3 separate regions of the Mus musculus genome follow, and all the other regions are linked to region 2. A link is a loop called in an ENCODE intact Hi-C map of the cell type or tissue named here. Cell type or tissue: gastrocnemius. All regions are shown on one strand.

Region 1 (8,000 bases), 340 kb before region 2:
TGCGCATCTTGCCCTAGTCACAGAGTGAGATGGAAGAGTTAGGTTCCCTTTGCTTCCCAGCCTCACACATACAGGTATGATGCCAATGTACAGATTCTATTAAAGACAAATAAAATAACATAATAATGGTAACTATAAACCTAGCTGGTTTCAGTGTTTAAAACAAAACAACTTGGAAGCTTTTTTTTTTATGGGCGGTCTCCTGAGAGATAACTCAATATGAGTGCCTGGCTTGAGCCCTGTCTTCGTCACAGGTCAGAGGCCTCTCCTCTGGTCTTTCCAAGAGGAGCTGCCATGACATGTGACATGATCCCAGTGTCCTAACTGCTCAGGAACAGTCCATACTTGTTCAGATCGGGTTGCTCTTGAAGTCAGGGCTAATCGCTGTGCGGGATGCAGCCAGAGGCACAGGCTGACTTTGCTCCCCGTGAGAGCGTCCCTCTCACTTGCTCTCTGGAACTGTCACTTCCCACAAGATGCCAGGTTCAGAGGGAAGTGAGTGGTCATTAGGGGCAGGGTACCCTCTAAGCCCACAAAGGGGAGGAATACTTTCCACAGACAATGTAACTTCCATCTGAGTTACTTGGGCTTCATAAAGAGTTGCCACGCCTTTGGGCAAAGCCCTTTCCTCCTTTACCAATGGCTTCTTATGTAACAAAATTGAAACACAGTATTGGGGTTCTCCAAGCCCAGGGACAAATGGCAGTGGTCACTCCTAAGAGACTGACCCAATCTCTGGCTTTCAATTTACTTGGTTTTCCATCTGCTCTTGGCCAGTGGATTGACAACCTTGCAGCATCCATGGAATCAAGGGAAGGTAAGACTATAGGATGCACTCTTCAGGGACAAGCAGGCATCTGCCCATCTGGTCAGTTATTGCTAGATCACACAGGCATTTTAAATAGGACAAAGTTCACAGTCTTCGAGCTGAAGTTAGGTTTTATTGTTGTTGTTTTCAACCAGGAGAATTCAGTTAGCTATTTGAACTTTCAGGTATTTGGTGTATTTTTAAGGTACCTCTGCACATCTGCATGTTCAAGTTCAAGCATTCCTCTCTGCATATTCACCATCCATAGGAACGAGGGTGTGGATGCTGAAAGCAAGCAGCCTGTTCCTGTGATGCCTGCACAGCACACAGAGGCTTCGGAGACCTGAATGTGACTTTGGTCACTCTATGTCAGCTGACATTACATCAGGGACAGGGTATCTATAAAATGTGTGCTGCAAATGTCCTAAGAAAGCCAGGACAATGGGGCTACCTGAGCAGGGGGAAGTAAAATAGTCTGCCTTTTGAGGAAAAAAGAAAAGGTTGATCTTGGAATGGAAGTGACTCTTTTTCAGTGGGTCAAGAAGAAGTATTGGAAAGAGAGTTAGAATGAAGCCAAGGGAGGGAACACTCACAGAAGGTTCACGGTCAAGTGAATGGGAGGGTGCTTGGTCCATTTCAAGTAACCAGATGGTCTCCGACTTAAGATGTCTTGACTTGCGAGTATTGTCTTCATGATGGTAAGAGTACACTCATGCTGATTTTGCTATTCCCTTTTAGTACAGTAGACAATAAGTTATATAAGACATTCAACACGATTTTAGAATAGGCCTTATTTCGGATGAGTTCCCCCAAGTGTAGGCCACTGTAAAAGGTCTCAGCACATTCACAATAGTCTTGTGTAAGCTGTGATGTGCATTTATCAGGCATATTGACTGAATGGTCAGATGCCAGTGTTACTTCACTGAGGGCAAACTGGGCATCAATCTCACTCTACTTCAAAGGGCATCTCCATTTCCCTTTTTGGTTTATTCCTAAATTTGGTTATTTTTCTAGGGAAGATAAAAAAATCTAGGAGCATGTATTCAGGTTGGAAGGGGAAGTGGTGGGTGACTGTTCTTTTTGTGTGTAAAATGTCCTTTCACTTGTTGTCTGGATGTCCTCTGCTCATTGCCAAAGTCCAGTCTGATTCAAGGCTTAATTATGAACTCAGGTTTGGGAGTTGGCTTCCCTTCCCTGTCTGGAACAGTGAATCTGTAGAAAGGACTGAGGAGCTGGGCTATCAGAGTCCTTTAGATGGGCTGTGCACGCTGGGGACCACATCTTCAGCCATCTGCCTTTAAAGTGATCAGGGAAGGACCCCAATTATTAATTAGCATTGGAGGGAGATCAGAAACTGCGGATGCCTTGCATGTGGGGGCTGTAAACACAGAGAACCCTCCTGGAGTGTAACATGCATCACTCAGGTGGCAATAAAATGTGGCACCCGCTATTCACTTCACAGATGCTTGCAGATCGGCTGGCCCTCTGCTAGGTGTTAGAGATGGGGCTTCTGGATGACAGTCGGCTACTCACCATCTGGCAGCCACACAGCGTCACAGCCTGTGTGCCCAGAGAATGCAGCCTGGGTTTTCTGCTCCATGACATGTTACTCTGACCTAAGCCTTAGTGTAAGACAGCTGCCGCCAATGACAAACCTCAAGATGTTCGAATACAGGGCAAGGTACTTCCTGGACACATGATTTGGCCTTATGGAAATGCAGGCTCCTCATATAAGGTTACTATACATTAGGAGTAATGGCGGCTGCCTTGGGGCATGAAATACTAGCTACCTGTCATTTTGACCTGTGCTGGAACACAAAAGTGCTTAGAAAAGGTGGCTGATTTAACTTATCGCTTATTACTGCTTAAACCCAATGATGCTTCTATTGTCCCAAAACACGCACAATTGAGCCCTCCAGAAGTAAACAGCTTTCAACCCTTGTCAATGATATATTTATTACCCTCTCCCTCCAAGCAAATATGTGTGCACCTCACTGATTCTGAATCTTCTCGAGAAGGAGGTTCTGCAGACGCCAAGGCTGTCCCGACACTGAAGGGACCAGGGGAGCCCCTCAGTAGGCTTTCCCAAGACCCTCTGCTCTCTTGGGGAAAAAGTGAGTGTGAGAACATTGGGCCCTTTCTGTGAGCCGCCAAAGGACAGGACATGGGCTTTTCAGATGTCGTATCTGGCAAGAAGAAATATGAACAACAAACTCAAGAAGGCTTTAACTGCTCCTTGGCACTGGGAACCTAGTTTGTTCCACGGGGCTGCCCACAGGGCCTGCTCTCCTGAGATGCGCAGAATCCTGCTTCTTCTGCCTGTGCCTGGGACTTCCACTGCCCTGACACCGGGGGGCGCTGCAGACTCTCTTTTGCTCAGAGCTGGCTAGCTAACCTCTGCAACTGACCCTCAACCCATCACAGTTTTACTTTTATACTAGCCTGAAGTCATGTCATGTGTCTTCCTATAGAAGTCAGTGGGAGCCTGGCAATGGACTCAACACCTCCCCCTACCCCCAGACTCTCTTCACAGAGCTCTTTCCAACCAGGAACAGAAAAATTATACAAGCAAATGACTTTTCACAATAGAAAAAAATTAAAGTAGATGTAAGCAAAAATAATCCTATTCACCCTTTGAGAACTGTGTTTAATGTGTACATGTATAGGTACACACACACACACACACACACACACACACACACAGGGTTATGAGTAATTGTTACTTGATAAGATATTGTTATCTTATCAAGTCTCTCTTTTTAAAACAGCCCAGAAAACCTTTCCCATACACTGTTTCCAAAGTCACTTTGAATAATTGAGATATCTGAGATTGAAGCCCTAAGATTTGAGGGTTGAATACAGAAACCAAGACCTCTCAAGGAAAATCCTTGATGTGACTCTGGACGGGTGTAGACATCTTCTACTTTGACCAAGGAGGGTGAAAGAGGGAGAGAATGTGCTCCAAAGGGCAGCATTTACTGGCATGCTGAGGAGAAGGCATGCTGAAGTTTTACCTGAAGTGGAAGAACAATTTACGCCCTTCAGTTCTCTGGAAGATCTGATTCTCTTTTAGGGGAATCCACACCTGTCCCCCTTTCTTTCTGGGGTAGCTGGTGCTTATGTGGGTGGTAGTTAGAGGCATGCACTTTTTTTGCACCAATATCTAGATAGGGTGAGTGAGTAGAGTTTTGGGAAAGTGTGCTTGAGGTAGAAATGGTGTCTCAGGCCTTGCTGAGACTGACTAATGTTTTATTTGTGTATGTAACCCAGTAACCGTGTGTGTCTATGTGTGTGTCTGTGTATGTACCTGAACATGTATGTGTTGAACAGATGTTCATGTATGTATTGAACACATGTTCATGTATGTATTGAAACAGACTCTGATTCTGTTTTCTGGTGACCAGATGAGTAATCTCAGATAAGTTGATTTCTGGGAACTTCATTTACATAAACAGTTGACAGGCCATATTGGACCATGGTAGGCTGATGCTGTGGATACAACTGGATCTAACCTTGCTAAGTAAAGGAATTCAGTCTCAGAAAGACAGATAGAGTATTTGTTCTCAAGTGTAGTGTCCAGATTTTATATAGAGACATCTTTGTATGCATAACATAAAAGTGGAAATAAAACTACCTCAGGGAATAAAGGAATGTAACAGGAGGTGGGGGTGAGAAGGGGGAGAGAGGTGCTATGAAGGGAATCTACCAAACAATAAAATAGACTTGCATGAAATGTCATTATGTAATCCAGTACTGTGTACACAGAATATAAAACTGACAATTAAAAACATCATTTCTTTCTCATAGATATACAGTTGGGTCACATGCATAATATTGATTTTTCTCATAACCATAGTAGTAAAGATAAAAGAAAGAAGAGATGAATTTAGTTCCGAGAGTGTATTTTGTCTACCTCAGGGCATTTTTATTTGCTTTATCTCCGGGGGACGTATATGTATGTGTACGAGTGCTTGCTTGTGTGTCGGCACATGTCTGTGCAGCTGTGTATGCCCATGTGGAGAGGCTTGAGGCTCTTCCTCTACTCCATCTTATATATCGAGGCAGGGTCTCTCTCTGAACACAGAGCTTGCTGTCTTGGACAGTCTGGCCAGCCTGAATGCCCCCCCCCCCAGGTGGTTCCTTGTCTCTCCCTCCGGAGCTGGGATTACAGAATGGCTACCACACTCTCCTGGCTTTTCTGTGGATTCTAGGGATCCACAGGCTGGTCCCCGTGCTTGCTCAGTGAGTGCTCTACCCACCATGATGGACGCCTCCCCAGCCCCTGACCTATTTTTGGTATTATTTTCAAAATCTTCTGTGTGCTTTCAACCTCTAGCATGTTTCCTCTCCTTACACAGTGTTTGAGAGCATGCTCCAGCTAGTGCGTCTCAAAGTGCAGGTCCCCAGACTGTGGAAGAGAGTGGTGCTAGGATGGATCTCCTTGCAAAAGCAAGAACAAAACAAAACCGTTAACAAACTATCAGAGTACAGTTGTTCCTCAGATTGAGGGTGAGGGAAGAGCCCTTTATTAGAGTATGTTCTTCTGATTGCTCTGTATTGTTGTAGTTATTGCTGTGGATCTTATAGTGTGCATTACTGAGAAATTAAATTTTATCAGTGATATGCTGTACAGACAGTATATCTAAACAGGCAGCATGCGCTTTTGGATGAGGGAAAAGGAAGCACCAGTGTACCCCATATGTGGAAAGGGAGGGGCTGCTTCCTTCACATCCAAGGGTACATGTACGTGTGTGTGTGTGTGTGTGTGTGTGTGTGTGTGTGTTGTGTGTGTGTGTGTGTGCTCGAGTGTGTGCTCGAGGTCACAGTAAGAAAGAGATCACATGTTTTCCTCCTGGTGGCAAAAGTGTGAAATTCCTTAAGAAGTTATTTCTGTGTTGTTTACTGAGTTTTAAGAGAGGCTCAGTTGCTCTCTCCCCCCAACCCCATACTCCAGGCTCTGCTGGGGTAGGGGCAGTGTTACCCACTGTCCAAATGAATGTGTATAACTAAACCAGTTACCGAGTGTCACAGTGGCCATTTAAAAATACAAATCAACATCTCAAGCTGTGAATGTCACTCTTGACAGAACACAAACTGACACCTGGAGTGCTGAAGGCAGCCGGAATAGCCCCTTCCTATACACTTCACTGTCCTCCTAGACACCCTAATGGAAAACTGAGTCAACCAGTGACTTAGGTTCATGAGCCTAAAGGTGTGGCCTGAAAGATTTGATCCTAGGGAACCAAGGCTGTAGAGATCCTGATTTCTGAGCATCTTGGGAGCATCACGTGCTGAGAAACATGTGGAGCGTCAGGCATGTCCTGTGCTGGGAAACACAGTCCCTATCCTGTCAGCTCACCACGAAGAAGGCATCTGTCTTCCTATGGGGGGAGGCCAGCGGGACCCAGAATGGTGCAAAGAAGAGCCTCTAATGTCATCTTGTAGTTCCATAAACAATAAGGTCAGAAATGGCTAGAACACAGGCAGTTCAGGTCCCAGCACCCCCTCAGGAGGGTCCCAGCCTCCTGCCCCAGGACTTACGATGCCTCTGGCTCCCACGGACATCGACACCCATGTGCACACACCCACACAAAGACACACACGACACACAAGCACTTATAGAACTGGAAATAAATATTAAGTAAATGAAGGAAAACATTACGCATGCTTTATATGTGATTTCTTTATATGGTTAAAGTTTCATAAAAAACATAGCTAATTTCATCCAGTAATAGGATGCATTTCTGTTACTTCCTTTTCCTTCCAGAAGGGTGCAGTGTGAAGCTGAGAAAGACACTTGCCTTCCCTGTTATAATGTCCTGCCCTTTAGTAGTTCCTAGACTACAGTTTAAAGATATATCTTCTCCATCTATCACTATCACACTCACTCACACACATGCACAGTCTCTTCAGGAACTCAACATTCATGAAAAAAAAAAAAAAGAATCCCAGATGCTCTACATAGTTGTTTTAAAGCAAGCAAACAGCTCTTCTTGCTGTTGTTACCATGGCAGCCAAACACTCTCCTGTCAATCATCCTAAAGTGAATTATTAATGAGCTTTGTCCAGCACACAGTTAATAAGCACACTTGGTGTTTTCAGGAGGAGGTAAAATGTCGTTACTGTGCTGAGCAGTGCTCCTTGCTGTTCCGTCTTATGGGGAACGGGTCTGCAGGGACCAGCCGTTCACCTTGGCTCCTCTTCGCTGGCTAAGGGCCTTGTTCCCCTGGCATTTAGGAGTTGCATAAAAGGTAGGTCTGAATCATGATTTCAGAAGTAGGTCGTTTAAACCGGCCCCCTGCATACTGCTGGCTGCTTTTCGATGTCCCTCTGACGATTTGACTCACCCCTGCTTAGATAACCCTCTCCCACAGATTAAGGCCATCATCTCCAGTAATTGGCTGACCAGGAACAAGTTCATGTTCTAATTCTGAAAGACGATAGAAGAGGAAAGCCACTGTGTTTGTGTGGCAGATTGAGTAATAAATTCCTGCCCCTCGTTTCTATTTAACAATAAAAGAGATTGAAGTTTAGTAAGGGTTTAAGTTTCCCAGACAAGAGAATTTTACTACAATTTACGTAAGCATTCCAAGCCTCAGTTTTCACATGTATAAGATGGGTTTAAGTTAAAACATTTATTAGTGGCAAGGAACTTGAAGGATCACACCCATAAGTCCCTCCGTGTGCCAGCAATCGCTATTCAGATGATTTCCCCCTCATACTCCTCTGGCATTGGGCTCATGAAATCTCTTAGGATGTATCTGTCTTTTGAGGTAAGGCTTTGACACAGAGTCTCTGTGTATCCAGGCTGGCTTGTAACTCCCTACGTAGCCCAGGCTGGCTGTGGACTCATGGCAATCCTACTTCAGGAACGTTTGTGCAGAGATTACAGGCATAAGCCCCCATTCCCAGCTTCTGTTGACATTCAAAATATAGAGTACAACTTTGGTTTCATTTCATGTGTGTGTTTGTGTGTGTGTGTGTATAGGCAGGTGTAAGTACATGGGTGTGCATGTGTATTTGGAGGGCATAGGCCCATATCAGATATCTTTCTCAACTCTTTTCTGCCCTGTTTTGTTTGTTTTTGGAAGCAGTGTCTCTCACTGAGCCTGTAGTTCACCCTTGGGGTCAGCTGTCTTTGCTCCCTCGAGTCTGTTTCTTTATATCATTTTTTTACTGTGTGCTGGGCATC
Region 2 (8,000 bases):
ATTTCAAGTTGACAAAATCATCACATCTACAATGGGATAGATCCGCAAACATTTTACCATTATGTCTTACTTCAAATTAATGACATTTCACTTCTCTGCATCACCACCAGTCACTCAGCCTTAAATTTACCCTTAAATTCTTCTGCCTGCTTTACAAATCTCAAGTGTCTTATCTGTCATTTCTCCTTTACAATAAACATGAGGCTAAACTTCAATGGAAGACAGCAAGATGACTGCAGAGTCCAGCTGCTGCATGACTCATTAGTAGAGAAAGTGATGCTGGTTCTGCAAAGCCCTGGAAGGCAACCCTCACTTGGCCTGGTAATCACCCACTAATGCTCTGCCCAATACACACACCATGTGCTCCAGGCCTCCTGCCCTCACCTGTGTCCTGGAGGACTGCTTACTTATTTGGTGGCTATGCATATATCTGGTCTGGGTAAGTCAATGAACTCTGTAATCTGCTATTAGCCCTTGACTAAGATTGGAGGCTAATGTAGTTATTCATATAGAAGACAGGAGCAACTGGGATTGAAACTAAGGTAACTATTTTTGAGTTCTGAACATGGAGCAGAATTCAAAACTAAAATGCTCTTTATTAAATTTATGTTTTAATTACTTTTCCTTCTGGAGACAGAACAGGATGGTACCTACTGTGAGACCCAGATTGGCCTGCAAGTCATGATCCTCTTGCCACCTCTTCCCGAATGCTGCATGCTATTCTGTCTGGATGAGTTTGTTTGCTGTTACTCTCCTCTTGTTGTCCAGGATGGTCTCTAATATGTGCACTCCAGTGATCTTCCCGCATCTGTTCCTCTGCAGCTGGGACCACACACAAGTACCATCGGCTTATCGATATATTTTATTCCTAGAGGCACCAAGCCCTAAATCAATGGTTCTCAAACTGTGGGTCATAGATCCTTTGGGGATCACAATTCAGATATCATGCATATCAGATATTTATATTATGATTCATAACAGTAGCAGGAGTAAAGTTATTAAATAGCAATGAAGTAACTTCATGGTTGGGGGTTGGTCACAACCTAATAAAATGTCGCAGCATTAGGAAGATTAAGAACTACCTCCTTAAATGTTTTACGCTTCAGTTTTATTAAGGCTGTCACTGGGAGTTATATGTAAGTCATGACTCTTGATTTTAGTACTTCACAGATGTATTTTTAATGGAAACAAACCAAAAATCCCTCAGTACCTCATGTGCAATCTAACCAGGACACAGAAAGGAACTACAAAGAAAATACGAGCCAAGTGTACATGTTTTTATTTGTATGTTGTACTTAAACTTTTTATAGGTCTCACTGTACATGAAGTGACATCGCTGAAGAACTTCAGTAGAACGAGCTCAGCCAATGTCCACCTGAGAATGTTGTGTGTAATGTTGTTAAAGCTTTGTACCACATGGATATAGGCTCAATCCCAGATGCAGCTCTTAGAGCTTAGCTCAGTTCATGTAGTCTCTGAGTCTGTACACGTTATCTAAGACTATAAAGGAGGGCTGCTATAAAGCAAGATACACCTCCCACACAGAACTGAAGAGATGATGTAAGATAAGCAGTTGCCACACAGAGGATCTTTCCCCTCCTCCATAGATAAGAATTATTAAGACACAGGATAAGCTTACTGCCAAAAGCCTAGTAATTTTAAACTAGGCTGACACTAGGCAGAAAATACTCCTCCTGATGAGCAAGCATGCAGATTAAATGAATTCTTAGAAAAGGATGTTCCCACAGAGCAGAAGCTAAGGCACTGGGAGGGGTGATCATCTACCAAGCTCTATCCTGTAGCTTCCTGATAAGTAGTATTCTCTGCCAAGCGGACTGAGGGGCCACGGATAGAAAGTAAGTGGGGCCAAGAGGTGGTGGTGCACACCTTTAATCCCAGCACTAGGGAGGCAGAGGTAGGTAGATCTGAGTTTGAGGTCTGCCTGGTCTACAAAGGGAGTTCCTGGATAACCAGGGCTACATACATTGAGACCCTATACAAAGTTTAAGTGTAACATACACATAAAAACTTAACCTTGTGTCCAGTTTATGCTTTATAAAGGCTTGACTAATGTGTATCTCATTTGGCCACAACAGACAAATCTTTAAAGATCTACTTGTCTGTGACAAGAATAACTATGAATCTCATAAAGAAAAAAATTTAAATACATTTAGATGAGAAAATCTTGACTGATCGTCCTAATGTTCTCTCAACTTTTAACAGAAACCTATATTTCCCTTAAACTTATGTCCTTGGTGGTATAGTTTAAATCAAGGAGCATTGACAATACTCACTTTCTCAGAAAGAAAAAGGTGGCTCAGAGTTGGAAAATCAGGGAAGTGACTTCTAATTTGTGAAAATAAACTATATGATCAAAGACACAAACTAACAGTAACTTTCCAAAGTTCATCTGCAAACGACTTTAGCAAATTTCAATTAAGGGTGCTTAAGAAATGGTTCAGTGGTTAGCTGCTCTTGCAAAGGTCCCAAGATCAGTTCTCAGCACTCACATGGCTGCTCACAAGTGCCCGAAACTCCAGTTCCAGGCAATCCAATGGCCTTTTCTGGCCTCTGTGGGCACCAAATATGTTTATCTAAACTATTTTTAATTAAAGAGGCTCCTCATTGTTCTATAACTTAGAAGATAAACTACTTTGTTCCAATTGCCTCCTTCCAAAACCAATGCAGATGCCAGAAAGGCAAATAACCATGCAGAACTATTCAAAATGTCTTTATGAGACGATCACTCTTTTATTTACAAGTTTAGATGTGTCCTGAAACCATGCTACTTGCTGTATCACATATAAGCACCTCACTCCTCTTCAAGTGGCAATAGTGAGCCTCCAGAAACTGTCCTGGAGGGAATTCCACTCATCTTATGGCGCTGTCTCGAAAGCACACGCCTACCTTGCATTCACAACACACATACAGCAGCCTGGCATGGAGGACACACTTCCTTGTCCTTCTTCATTAAAAGCCCTGAGGTAATGGCGATCCAGAGTCAGTCATACTTCAGTTAGTATAAACCCTGCAGCTGTTTCCTGCTGCCCCACATCCTTTGTTGTAACCCACTTGGAATCATGGCCAGATTAATTTTAAAGTCTTTCTGTATTGTTACTCCCTTCTAAAAATCCAGTGCTTCCCATTCATAGCACTTGTTTCAAGTGTAATTTTTAATCTGCATAAGTTCATTTCTTCACTTTGCGAAGGGAGCCCGCGTCCATCATGACACAACCTTGTCATGAGAACAGAATGTCTTTGAAAGCTGAGACCGAAAGCCATGCAGTTTCTCTATTTGGATGACAATATATTAACTCATAGCACCACCTACCTTTCAAAGTAGGGAAACAAGGCTTCTTTTCCAGAACTTATGTTTTGCTTAAACAATTACTGGTAAAGGTAGGTTCAGAGTGCAAATAAGTAAAAAACAAAAGAAAAAGAAAAAGTTCCATTCGATATTATGTGAACACTCTTAACAGTATTTATAAATTACTTGGCAATGTTTCATTCAAGTCTGGTCAGCAGCACCCAGACATTTTTAATGTGACAGAAAATAGTGGACAAACTCATTTTTAGCTACTAAGTAGGAAGTGTAGTTAAAGAAACCAGCCCATTCTGACTAACAGAGGTAACTGTTCATTAATACTTCCATGACTAATGGTTAAACACTAAGATGAATGATGCTTTTCCCTCATAATTCATGCTTAGGTTGTTTTCCTTGTCTCAGTATATTTGCCTGTTATAAACAGAGTGTGGTGGTGGACAGTCTTGCTGATGCACACATGGCTCACACCATGTATCCACACTCCTTCAAATCAAGATCATTCCTTGACCTCATGCTGCAATAGGATTATTTCCATAAATGACAATTTGCTTACAGGAATCTAATTGCTAGAGATGCTAGAGGAATTATTTTTGATCAAACGGGGAAAGCTTCTACACTGCTTATTAACTATCACAGAAACCATGAGAGGGAGGCAACTAGGTTTGTGTTGCCCACGAACTGAAATAAATGGCTTCAGATAAACAGTGCCTCTGTCCAAGCTGGATGGGGACCAACCTCCTTTGTAGCTACAGGAAATGGAGGCATTATTGCTAGTGATACCGGCCCACAGAAGACAGAGCGCAAGCAAAGAGCTACTTATGGCTGTCTCATGTTCAAGTCCTCAGATGTCAAAATTAGAAAAGGGGGCTGAGGAGAGGGTTCAGTGGGTAAAAGCACTCGTCATGCAAACCTAACACCCTGAAAGACAGACACCATGACCCTACCTGTTCTTACAGGCAGATGGAGGCAGAGACAAGACAATTACCAGGAGCTAGCCTGGTGTACACAGCAGTGAGCAAGAGATCATACATCAAACAAGGTGGAAAGCAAGAATCCAAGGTTGTTTTCTGCCTTACACACCTGGGAACATGTGTCTATATCCACATCCACACAACACACACTCACACAGTATTAAAAACATTTCAGCCACACTGAACTTGAAAGTAGTGCAAGTGTAAAAGCTATTTTGAAAACGGTGCTTGGTAATAATTTTAAGTTAATCTGACAAAAGTTTGAAGAGTCCATTTTAAAATGGCTTGTTAAAACCGAATAACTGAATTAAATATTTTTCTTAACAAGAGATATACTGGGGCACTAATTATTTCTGAAGGCTCCTTTGTTAGGGCTATAGTTCATCATGTCATACTCAATACAACTTGTACCATGGAGTCTTTTTTCTGGTGATTTATGTCAACTGACACTAAGGAGAAACTTTCTGCAACTGGTGAATTAAATTACCATTCATTACCATCTCATTTAAATATCGTTATCTTGCCAGAGCTGCCAACAGAAAGAAGCAGTTCTAATGTTACTGATAATGAGGGACAATTTGGCTCAGCTGATGGAGTAGATGAGCACTACTTCCCATCTGTTCTCCTTCCTAGGTCTCCTCTCTTGTGAAACAGGATCTCACTCTGTAGCTCTGGCTAGTCTTGAACTCATGGGAACCCTGCCTTAGTCTTCCAAGTACTAAGATTATAGGCGCAAACCACCATGGTGAGCTTGTTTGCCACTCTTCTATTTTGCATGTCATATCAAAGTAGACTAGAATTTTTTTATTTTCTTACATTTGACTGTACAATACAAACTTGATTACAATGCTTCAGCAAACAATACTGTATTTAAAACAATACAAATTTACAATGTATGCTAAGAGAATTTATTTCATTAGATTCCAACTGAGCATGAAAGCTCGCTGCTCAATTTGAGATCAACTGCAGCTTTTCCAGTAAAACACTCTCCCTGCCTCTGTGAGACAGGGCCTCACCGCGTAGCCCAGCTAGCCTCAAAGCGGGCCTCCTTTCTCAATCTCTCTCAAAGGCTGAGGTTATAGGTACAAACCCAGCTGCTCCCCCAACTTTATAAGGTCAGGTCTCTGAACAAACGACTCTTTAGTTTTTCTTCCTCTGTCTTCATTCCTATTGTATCCTTAGAGCTTCACAGTGTCAAAGTTAAAAGACTGGAAATATATCTAGCTAAGACACCTGGCTTTATATACACAAAAGTTTAATAATGTTGTCACAACCCCTAATAAAATGTACTTATATACTAATCCAGAGCAAACTAACTGTACATATTAAATTGTTCAAGTATATCAAGAGCTTATAAAAAATGAGAGGCCCCAATATAGACAGACATCTCTTTGAAGCCCAGTTATAACGTCAATATGATTAAGGGACAGTTCTATATATTTTTTTAATTTTACAATATCATACATTCACAATTATTCCAAAATTTCAAATGAACCAAACATAGGATGTAGTTTACATTAGTTTAATGCCTTCTGTACAGCACCAGAGGTTAAAAGTGGATCTGACCAACCAAATGTTCTTTATTAGTCCGTTTGTCATCACACATTTCTACAGTACATGTACAGGGGAGAGGAAGACAGCTCAGGTCAAAGCTTTCGCCTTAAATAAATACGCACTTCATCTACTCCATACTGAACACCCAATCAAGCGCCTGGTCTCTGAAGGCTACCCAAGTCGCATGGGATTCTCTAGGTTTGCTTTGAAAGTTTCAAGAAACCTGGTAGCTAGTTCATCATCAACCACTCGGCTGTCACTTGACATTGTGACCGTTATAAGCTGGTGCTGCTGCAGTTGAGGGTTCCCCTCTTCATCCTCCGTCAGCTTCAGCACGGGGCGGAATCTCCCAACGGCCAAGATACAGGCCTGAGGCGGGTTAATCACTGCAGCGAACTCATCGATGCCAAACATCCCCAAGTTGGAAATACTAGAGGGGAGAGAAAAACACTGCTGAAGGCGGCGTGGTCCGAATTAGGTATACGGACTTTATTACTGAACCTTATGCTATGCCACTCAAAGGCCAAAGAACATGTCTGTCAGCACACATACATATATAAATATCCTAACTATTATCAAACAGGGAGTACTCAACTGGAGGTCCTCGTCAGTGACATATGGCCAGAAAGGAAATGGAAGGCGTGACTAGTGAGGACAGAAATGCAGCTCTTAGGGTTTACAGATGAACTCATGATGAAATACTACTGTTCTGCACAGAAACTCAGTAAGTGAACTTATGTTGCCAGGTAAAAGGTTAAGATAATTATATTTTATTTATTAACATTTAACTATGAAACCTGAAAATAGTATCATTTAGCATAATGCCAAAAGACAGATACTAGGTAGGAGAATTAAAGAAAATCTATGACTGCTATGAAGGTATAAAACAAATGAAAGAAGCCGAAGCCCTCAGAAACATTTAACAACAGCCGAGTTGCCAAACTGAATGCAGAATCCCAATCAAAATCTAAGTGAAGCATAAGCTGTGTGTCTCTGTGTGAAAACAAGTGGACTCTACAATTTGTTGCACTATGTGGAGCCAGAAAAGCTAATCCTGAGTGTGAACAAAGCTGGAAGGGCTCCTTACAAACATCTGACAGCTGGGTTTCAGTGCTCACTGAGCAAGGGCCAGACACAATGTAAACCTTGGCACGGAAGCTGAGTGAGACAGCCATGTCACCTTCCCCTTGCTATGGGGAGAAACCTTCCAGTACTGTCCTGGGCTGATTTCATGGTTTTTATGGGAAGGAAAGATCCAGGATTTCTAATTACAGCACATGGCAACCTATTTTAGAAAAAGAGAACGGCACTGCCTCCCATGACAACCCCGAAGAGCTTCACAGGAGAGGCCAGAGCTCCTGACAGAGGACAGATATCACCAACCAGGAGGAAAAACTCAGGCACAAAGAAATTCATTTGCAGAGTTTCTGTCCATTAAAACATCAGCAGGCGAGCAGAGGCAAAGACGAGGGGTCGGGACCACCTGTATCCGCATCCTAAAGGGGTTGCGCATCTGAACATGCTACTAAGGCTTACACACTGGCTTCACAGAGCAGATGCCAGACTTTAACAATGCCTTCATCTGATGAACTACCAGACAACCAGAAAACTGATAGACTAAAAAGGTGTCCAGCACTATTCCTTGGCATGCACCTAATCACAAAACCCCAAGTAAGGGTCAAATTTAAAGCCTACTATTAAAATGTCATCAAGAACACAGAACACTGGGACCCCATGCAATGACGAGAGAAGTGAAAATCAGTGCAACCATGTTGGAAAACTCTTTGGCAAAATCTGTCAAAGCTTTGAATCCAGGAATTCCACTTTTAGGACCGACCACACACCAAAAATAGGCCCCATAAGACAATGGCAAGCATGTGCGTGGTGCCATAATTTATAGCACCACTCCAGAAAGGACCATAATACCTACCCTATGGGGATTAAGACCAACATGGATATGTTAACAGAGATTATTTAGCATAATAATAAAATACTAGTAATAATAATACTAGTAATAATAATAATCACAAGAAAGGAAATGGCTATTTATTTATAAATAAATAAAAAATAAAGCTTAAGGATGTGGATGTCATTTTAGGATAGCTAAAAGCTAATAAAAAGAATGCTCATTTCAAAACCAATAGGCTCCT
Region 3 (8,000 bases), 430 kb before region 2:
TATGTATAGAAACACATTTGTCATTAGTAAATGAATGATTAAAACAAAATGCATAGTAGACAGCAGAAGACTAATTTTTGTATGTGCATTTATATACAGGTGATGTGTGTGTGTGTGTGTGTGTGTGTGTGTGCATGCGTTCATATGTGTGTGGAGGCTATCGGACAACATTGGCCGTCATTCCTCAGACATGGCCAATTGGTCCCTCACTGGCCTGGAACTTGCCAAGTAGTTTAGGTTGGCTGGCCAGTGATTCTTGAGGTTTGCCCATCTACGCCTCTGCAAAACTGGGATTACAAATTTATGCCATTATGCGTAGATTTTTTTTTTAAAACCTGGGTTCAGGGAGTTGAACACAGAACCTGGATTTTGTTCCCAGCCATCAGGTATAAGAAAGAGTGCGAACAGCATCCTCCAGATAACATTTTTAAAAAGTAAATTGTTTTGTTTATCTCAATTTTCTATTATACAACAAACATGAAAGAAATTTGTAAACAATAAAAACTAGTACCACGCTAGCTGGATTCCATCATTCACTACAAACTAATTTGTATTACTTTCTACAAAACCATAACTGATCATCAATGTTCAAATCCCCTTCCGTACTCCTTGCGTGAATCTGGGTGAACCTCCTGCTCCTTGGTATGAGCAGGTTCACCTAAGATCATTGATATTTTTCCAGGTCTACATACCAGGGCAGAGATGGGGCTGTGCAGAGAGACTTAGTTTGCCTCCTTAGAAAGTAAAAATCTGAAAATGTGTAGACTAACAGTTTGGAATGTTTCAGGTTGTACCATCTTTGAAAACTGCAAGAGCTGCCGCAATGGCTCCTGGGGCGGAACTCTGGATGACTTCTACGTGAAGGGATTCTACTGCGCAGAGTGCAGGGCAGGCTGGTACGGAGGAGACTGCATGCGTAAGTAGACCCCCTGTGCACATGCACAAGCTCTGGCTTGGTTTAGCATCCAAGTCTCAGCTTAGAATGCAACTCATGTTTACCTTGTTGGAATCTCAGTTTTGGAATGCACGTGGCTAGAGATAGGACTATCAAAACAAAGATAGATTTCTATCTATCCAGGGTGGATAGTGGACATATGTTTGGGATTGTGTTTCTAGAAGCTTCCTTATCTTGACCTCAAGTTCACCTTTTGCTCAAATAGAGCCAAATACTTACACACACACACACACACACACACACACAGACACACACTAACACCACACACACACACACACACTCACACCACACACACACACACTCACACCACACACACACACATACTCACACCACACACACACACACACACACACACACTCACACCACACTCACACACACACACACACACACACACACACCCCCCACACACACACACACACACACACACTCACACCACACCACACACACACACACACACACACACACACACACACACACACTCACACCACACCACACACACACACACACACACACACACACACACACACACACACACACACACTCGCGTGCCATAATGGATATTCAACTTTGAGGTGGCTTTGATCAGCAGATAGTGAAATAGGGTTCACTATTGTCTTGTGTAATGTATTTAAAATAGAAATTTCTTTGATACATTTCTTAACTCCTGGGTTAAGTTCTTGAAACCACATAAACTGCTAGGACACCATTTTACCCAGGAAGGGAATTCTTCTGGAAAGTACTTGATCTCAGAGGATTAGTCATTGTTATTCTTCTCTGAGCTTCAAAGCTCTTTGAAAGAGCTTTGGAATGGAAATCTGGTACCTCCCTCAGTCCAGGATGCTCCTCATGGCTAGCCTAGGATGTTTCCTGAGAGCCTGTATCCATGGCCAGGCCCATGTGGTGGGACTTCAGCAAATCTGCTTTGTTTGTTTCTTAGTGGGGTCAGAAGCTGTCAGGGTGATCAGCTTTACTTCTGTGAATGGCATTCCTAGTTTACAGAGACTTTGTTTATAGTGATGCTGTCCCAACCACTGGACCTAATCTGTAGCCAGATGCTAGTAGTTTTAAGACTCCACCAAACCCAGAGGAAGAGAAGGGTTAGTTTATATTCCAGAGTGAATACAACAGTTCTAGAAGGTGGGTAAATTTTAAAGTGCTGGTCTCTACTGCTGATTTAAATTTTCTGTGCTACTTTAATTGGATTCCAGGAAATTTAATTTGGGGCTTTGTAGATTTTTTTTTAACCAGGCTGGTTAGCTGTGTGATATAACCTGCTTTTCACCTTGGCAGCTACTCTATGCGATGGTGGGAGAAAACAATGATCAGGGTACAAACTATAGAATGCTATCTATCCTATGGCACTGAATAAGTGTGATAAGTACATCTGAAGTATTTAGTGCTTTGCTTAGAGATAGTGAAAGCCCAATGTTATGTGCAGAAGTGATATATTGACTTGTTTTCCATATACCTCTAATTGATAAGATGGTAGGAAGTCCAAATACAAAACTGCTTTCAGTAATAGATTAGGAGAGATGTGGGGTTCTGGAAATTGAGCTCAGCTAGTGAAGTGCTGGCCACGTAAGCATGAGGACCCAGGTTTGGTCTTTAGCACGTATGTAAAGAGCTGGGCATGATGGTCAGGGGGAGTTGGAGACAAGTGGATCACGGAGATTGTGGATGGCCAAGCTTAATCAACTTGGTGAGTGTCAGGCCAAGCATAGACACAAACAAACAAACAAACAAACAAACAGCCAGGACAGACAGACAAGCAAACAAAGATAGAAAATATCTGAGAAATGACATTCAAGCTGCTCTGATATCCATACACATGAGATTCATAAGCATGTATGTACACACACACACACACACACACACACATCTAATTCCTAAATATAACCTCTTCAGTCTGGATAATGTTATATATACATAATGATATGTATATTTTCAGGGATGACCATTTGGCCTTGAACAACTAATTGGTGTGCTCTTCCCTGGGGACGAGCACCTCCTCCATTCCTGGCATTCCTCTGTTTTTTAGAGTTCCTTGTGTATGGCTGAGCCTTGTGGACCTTTCTTCATCCAGTTTGGCATCCAGTCCACTGATGTCATCCTCACTCAGCTCGTGCAGTCGTGCATGGGACTTAATAGTAGCTTCTGATATTGCTAGGAGACACAATTTCCAAACAAACTCCCTGATCTTCTTGCATTTATGATCTTTCTGCCCCCTCCTCTATAATGTTCCTGAGTTTTAGGTACAGAAATATTCTGTAAATTTATCTATTGGAACTACATTCTGGTTAGCTGTGATTTTTTGCAGTGGTCTCTGTCTGTTGCAAAGTTAGGAGAACTGATTTCAGTTTGTGTCAAGCTGACAAAAACTAACCCAGAAGGCCAGAAAAGTGACACCTGACAGGTAATTCTAGCAATATATCAAAGGCTCATTGAAGTGGAGCCAGTGCCGTGTGCAAAGGTCATAGCTAGGAATGCTACTTCAGTGGCTAGGTGAGAGGAAAGAGCAAGTGATGAGAGGAGCTTAAAGAGCAAGATACCACTCATTGACACGCTAGAAGTATAGCGAGGGACCTCAAGTTCGTCTGAATAGCAGGTAGCCAGAGATATCCCATGCATGGCTTTCCTAAAGTCTCTGTCAGTTGTGTGCTGGGTTGAGCTTCAGTATAAAAGCTGGCTGCAGAGTCTGACTTGTTGGGTTGCCAAAGGCACCACTCTAAAAGTCGAGCTTTCTTCAGGACAACAGAGTTAGCTCAGAGAAGATACCGATCCCATTAGACAGGATAAGTAGGAAGTTTGTGGTATTATTTATCAGATGGTACATTCATTCAAAGGAATGCACCCCAGGTGCTGGACACATAACGACAAGCAGGCAGCCGGTCTCTTTCATGGTAGAGCCTGCCATTCAGCAAAGGAAGATAAAAACAACAAGACCAAGTAAAAACAAACCTGGAGAGCAGTCCATTCCGTGAAGTAAACAAACAGAAGAAGGGCCAGATTCCTCTCTGCATCCCATTCTGTCTGGGACACATGGGAGGCTCTGATTGCATTCTGCCTGTTTTGAAAGCCTCATTCCACACAGTGTATGCCATCACAGCCGCAAGTACAAATGGTGCATTTCTTATGGAAGCCCAGTCTGGTCATCACGGATTACAATGAACCCTCAAGGAGAATGAAGTCCATCTGTGGAAACAAGGTCAAACCCAAGACGACAGCAGTTTCATGTTCTTAGGTACTTGTTGCCTATGTAAATTCAAAGCAAATTCAGGGGAAGAAGCAATGCATTTGTCTGTCTGCTGAATGCTTATCTGGAGTTGGCCATTATACTGCCTTCTGTGAAGGTGAAGAGGGGATACCATACTTGGGTGGTCCTATTCTAGCTGGGGCACAATACAGGTGCTGCAAGGCTGTACCACTATTTTCCCAGTAGATGGCGCTCAAACAATCCTTTCCTGCCTGTCCTTTCTCCTGAAGGAGGAGGGCTTCTTTCCTGTAGGGAAACTTTCCATTTCCCTTCCTGAGTAACATGTAGAATCTTAGCAGGAAAGGGGGAAGGCAGGTCAACACTGAGAGGCTCAGACATTTGGAACTAGAGAGACAGAACAGCACCTTAATTTGTTACTGTCTGTACTTTTGATGATATTGGCACCTCCTTACAGTCGTAACAGTCAGTATGTGATCGTTTCATCCATGGTTATGAGATTCTAGTCTCCAGGAGAGTACCTGCATGCCTAAGTCTAGAACCCAGAGACTTGGATCATTTTCATCTTTCTGCATTAGGACAGATAGTTTGATGGTCTCAAAACTATCTGTGCTGGGAGCCATGGGTGCTATATTACTAAAAGAAAGATCTATTTCTTTGTACTTTCTCAATGTTTCAGTTAAAATAATTTCAAGTCTACAGGGTTGAAAGAACTCTCTGTGTCCATGCTGTCTACTTGGATTCACCAATTATCACTTTACAAAACGTAACATTCTTTCTCTTTTTAATACTACAAATGTTAATATTTTGTGTTTTATGATGTTAGCATAATCTCTCCTTCCTGTGTTTTCCTCTTGAGAGACAGGGTCTCAGGATGTAGCCCACTGTGGCCTGGAGGCCTCTGTCTTTCTGCTTCATCCTTCCAAGTGTTGGAATGACAGCTGTATTTCATGATGCCTAATTTTTCTTTCTGAACCTCAGATTTGGCCAGTGAAGACTTTAAAAACCACCGTCACACTGGTTTTGAGCACCCCTCCCTCCTCCTTTTCACTCCTCATAAGCATTTTGAGTTCACCTGTACTTCTTTCCCAGGTCCTCAAACCAGCAACTTCTCTGTGACTCTGAGTTTCTTTCAATGGTGGCACTCAGGGCTGTGACTAAGTGCTTGCGATTTGAGGTGCTGGTGTCTAAAGTCAAGAGCAAGGCTGATATCAGAGCTCTTTAGACTGCAGAGTTGGCTTCTCTTTATTGACTCTTTGAGAATTTCACATCATAGTCCGCAATCACACTCACTTCCCATTCCTTCCATATCTGTACCCCACTGTGACTCCCCAACAACAACAGCAACAAAGAACAAGTCTAATTTGTGTTGTCCGTAGACTTACTGGAACATGATCAAACTCCCAGCAGCCTACTCTCTAAAGAAAACTGAGACCTTTCTGCCTGCACCTCAACCAGAAGCCATCGATTGTGGGAGCAATTCTCCAGCATCCTTGTCACACTTTAAAGAGTTCTCTTGGTGGCTTCCTTTTTAGGCTGTTACTTTTCAGGGAGGGGGTTGGGGCCTGAGTAGGGGGTATCCCAGAAGCCTTCCATCTTCCTCTTTTTCAACTGAGTGCCTGCAGCCACCAACATCACTGCCAAAGTAGCTTCCTTGCTCTTTGATCTGGAGCTCAGATCATGGGCTTCCTTGTGTTTTCTGGTGACAGCATAGACCATAGACACAGCCCCTGGTGGTAGGACCCACATGTAGGCTTCAGCAGCATCATGGACTATGGTGACCCTTGGAGGAGGTCTAATCCAGAAAGTGAACCATTGTTCACCTTCGGTCTCCATCATTGCCTAGAGCCAGGGAGATCCTGCAGCTGGGTGGTATGCTCTAGGGCGGAGCTGCATCTGTGTGAGCCCCAGGCTGCTTCTTGCCATCCTGCCACTTCATGGGCAACAACCTGATCCACTGTCAACCCCAGCCCTCTTTCATACCTGCCTCTGTCATTGCATCTCCAGTTCTGCCTCTCTCCACAGTGCGAGCACTGCTCTGCTCCCATCTTCCCCATCTCCGTCGCACATTTGTTCACTGTAGTGACATCTGCCAGCCCATGTGCCCACATGAAAAAAATTGACTTCCTTTGTGGAGCTGTCCTGATGACCTCCAGGGCTGGTTTCTGGAATGAGATTTTTTTTTTTTTTGTGGGAGGAGGTCAGATGTTTTGGTTCTCTTCTTAAATTTAATTTTCATTGTATATATTCATTGTACATGGTACCACGTTACCTAAGGACAATTGTGCACAACACTGTACATTGAGCATATTTTCTCCATAGCCCCACCCCCACTTTCTCACCTTCATCTTCCATCAGCCCCCTTTCGCTTCTACTTCCACATCATATATACATACATGATTTTTATATATTTATGTAAAATGTAGGAGCCAATCACATCTTAGAGAAAACATGTGATATTTGTCTTCCTCAGACTGGCCTAATGTGTTTAATACCATCATCCCCAGTTGTACCCATTTTCTTGCAAATTCAACTTTGTTCTTTAGCGCTGAAAATTTCCGAGTATATAGGTAACATTTCCTTAGCCATTGCCTTGCTGTTGGACACTTAGGTTGGTTCTATAACTTAGACATTGTGAATAGTTCTGCAATACATGTCAATGTGCAAGTGCCTCTGCTGTGTGTTGGCTTGGCAACCTTCAGGGGAAGACCCATGAGTGAAAGAACTGGGTCATGTGGTGCTAGCTTGGGGTCTTGTTTTGTTTTTGTTTTTTGTTTTTTTGAGGAAACTTCATAATAACCAGACTTGCTTATTTCCCCTCCAGCAGTGTATAAGGGTTTCATTTTGCCCTAATTCTTGCCAATATTCATAGTGATTCATATTTTTTAGTGACTGCCATTCTAATTGGGATGTGAAGGAATCCTAACGTAGTTTGAATTTATATTTCTTTGATGGACAACAAGCATGAACTTTTTTTTCACATGTTTATTGGCTATTTTTGTTTTATCTTTTGCAAACTGTCCATTTCATTAGCCCATTTACTAATTGGGTTGTACAATTTCTTACGGTTTAATTTTTGAGTTCCTTGTATATTCTACATATTAATCCTATCTCAGACATATAGCTACTTAAGATTTTCCTACCATTTTGTAGACTTCTTCCCCATTTGATTATCTATTTACTTTGCTGTGCAGGAGTTTTTAATGTCACAAAGTCCTGTTTGCCAACTGTTGCCATTGTTTCCGGAGTGACTTTAGTCTCATTCAGAAAGTCTTTGCCCATTCCTGTATCTTGAATCATTTTCCTACCTTCCTTAATACATTCAGAGTTTTAGGCCTTACATTAAGATCTTAGATCTATTTGGAGTTGATTTTTATACAGGACGAGGGACAGGGAGCTAGTTTCATCTAAAAATGGTATTTACTTAATGTGGCCCTCAGGCTTCTCCTGGCTCCCCCACATGAGCTTCAGGAGGACCCACAGCCCTGAGGATATTACTGTGTGACATCGTAGCCAATACCACAGGGATTCTGAAGCTTCAACCCCTGAAGGATACTGGGGATCTAAAGAGGTTAGGAAAGCAACCCATATGAGAGGATTTATAGAGAGAGATTATGGCCCCTAATACGTTTATCTTCTTACTTGTGTTTGGACAGAGGCAGAGGAGCAGAAGAACTGGCTGTGAGCCATGCCCCCAAATGTTCGAGGGCTAGAGCATCCACGATGATGTGTGTGCAGGCAAACACACGAGTCATATCCAGAGATGACTAAGAGAAAAATTTGAGACGAGGAGGATCAGAGGAAGAAGGAAGGTTGGGTAGGGGTCGGGGGACA

What was found. Peaks named below come from ENCODE experiments on the same cell type or tissue, not always from the same donor. Only the 100,000 strongest peaks of a DNase experiment are listed, where the experiment ranks them.
Region 1: it touches region 2 in a loop (9-fold over the local background); 36 of 42 quality-filtered maps call a loop at or near these places.
Region 3: a loop joins it to region 2, with 2.4 times the contacts of the local background. A loop is called at or near these places in 13 of 42 quality-filtered maps.

Annotation. Positions count from the first base shown.
Region 1 is chr2:102,679,211-102,687,210 of GRCm38, forward strand. All of the region lies in intron 1 of Slc1a2 (solute carrier family 1 (glial high affinity glutamate transporter), member 2), which reads left to right. LOC115489466 (a long non-coding RNA gene) reads left to right here. Exons shown (of 2, transcript XR_003953884.1): 2 at 1-3,396. Among named protein-coding and RNA genes, the nearest start is that of Slc1a2, 25 kb to the left of the region's middle. In gastrocnemius, CTCF peaks have their summits at 3,149 (motif pointing right) and 6,560; DNase peaks (open chromatin) are centred at 2,334, 3,163, 6,296 and 7,071.
Region 2 is chr2:103,015,990-103,023,989 of GRCm38, forward strand. Pdhx (pyruvate dehydrogenase complex, component X) reads right to left here. Exons shown (of 11, transcript NM_175094.5): 11 at 5,066-6,280. The coding sequence ends at 6,022. Among named protein-coding and RNA genes, the nearest start is that of Pdhx, 54 kb to the right of the region's middle. In gastrocnemius, a CTCF peak has its summit at 3,349; no DNase peak of the experiment used is centred here; H3K27ac peaks cover 309 bases.
Region 3 is chr2:102,585,808-102,593,807 of GRCm38, forward strand. Pamr1 (peptidase domain containing associated with muscle regeneration 1) reads left to right here. Exons shown (of 11, transcript NM_173749.4): 3 at 788-916. Among named protein-coding and RNA genes, the nearest start is that of Pamr1, 40 kb to the left of the region's middle. In gastrocnemius, a CTCF peak has its summit at 4,371 (motif pointing right); DNase peaks (open chromatin) are centred at 4,390 and 7,840.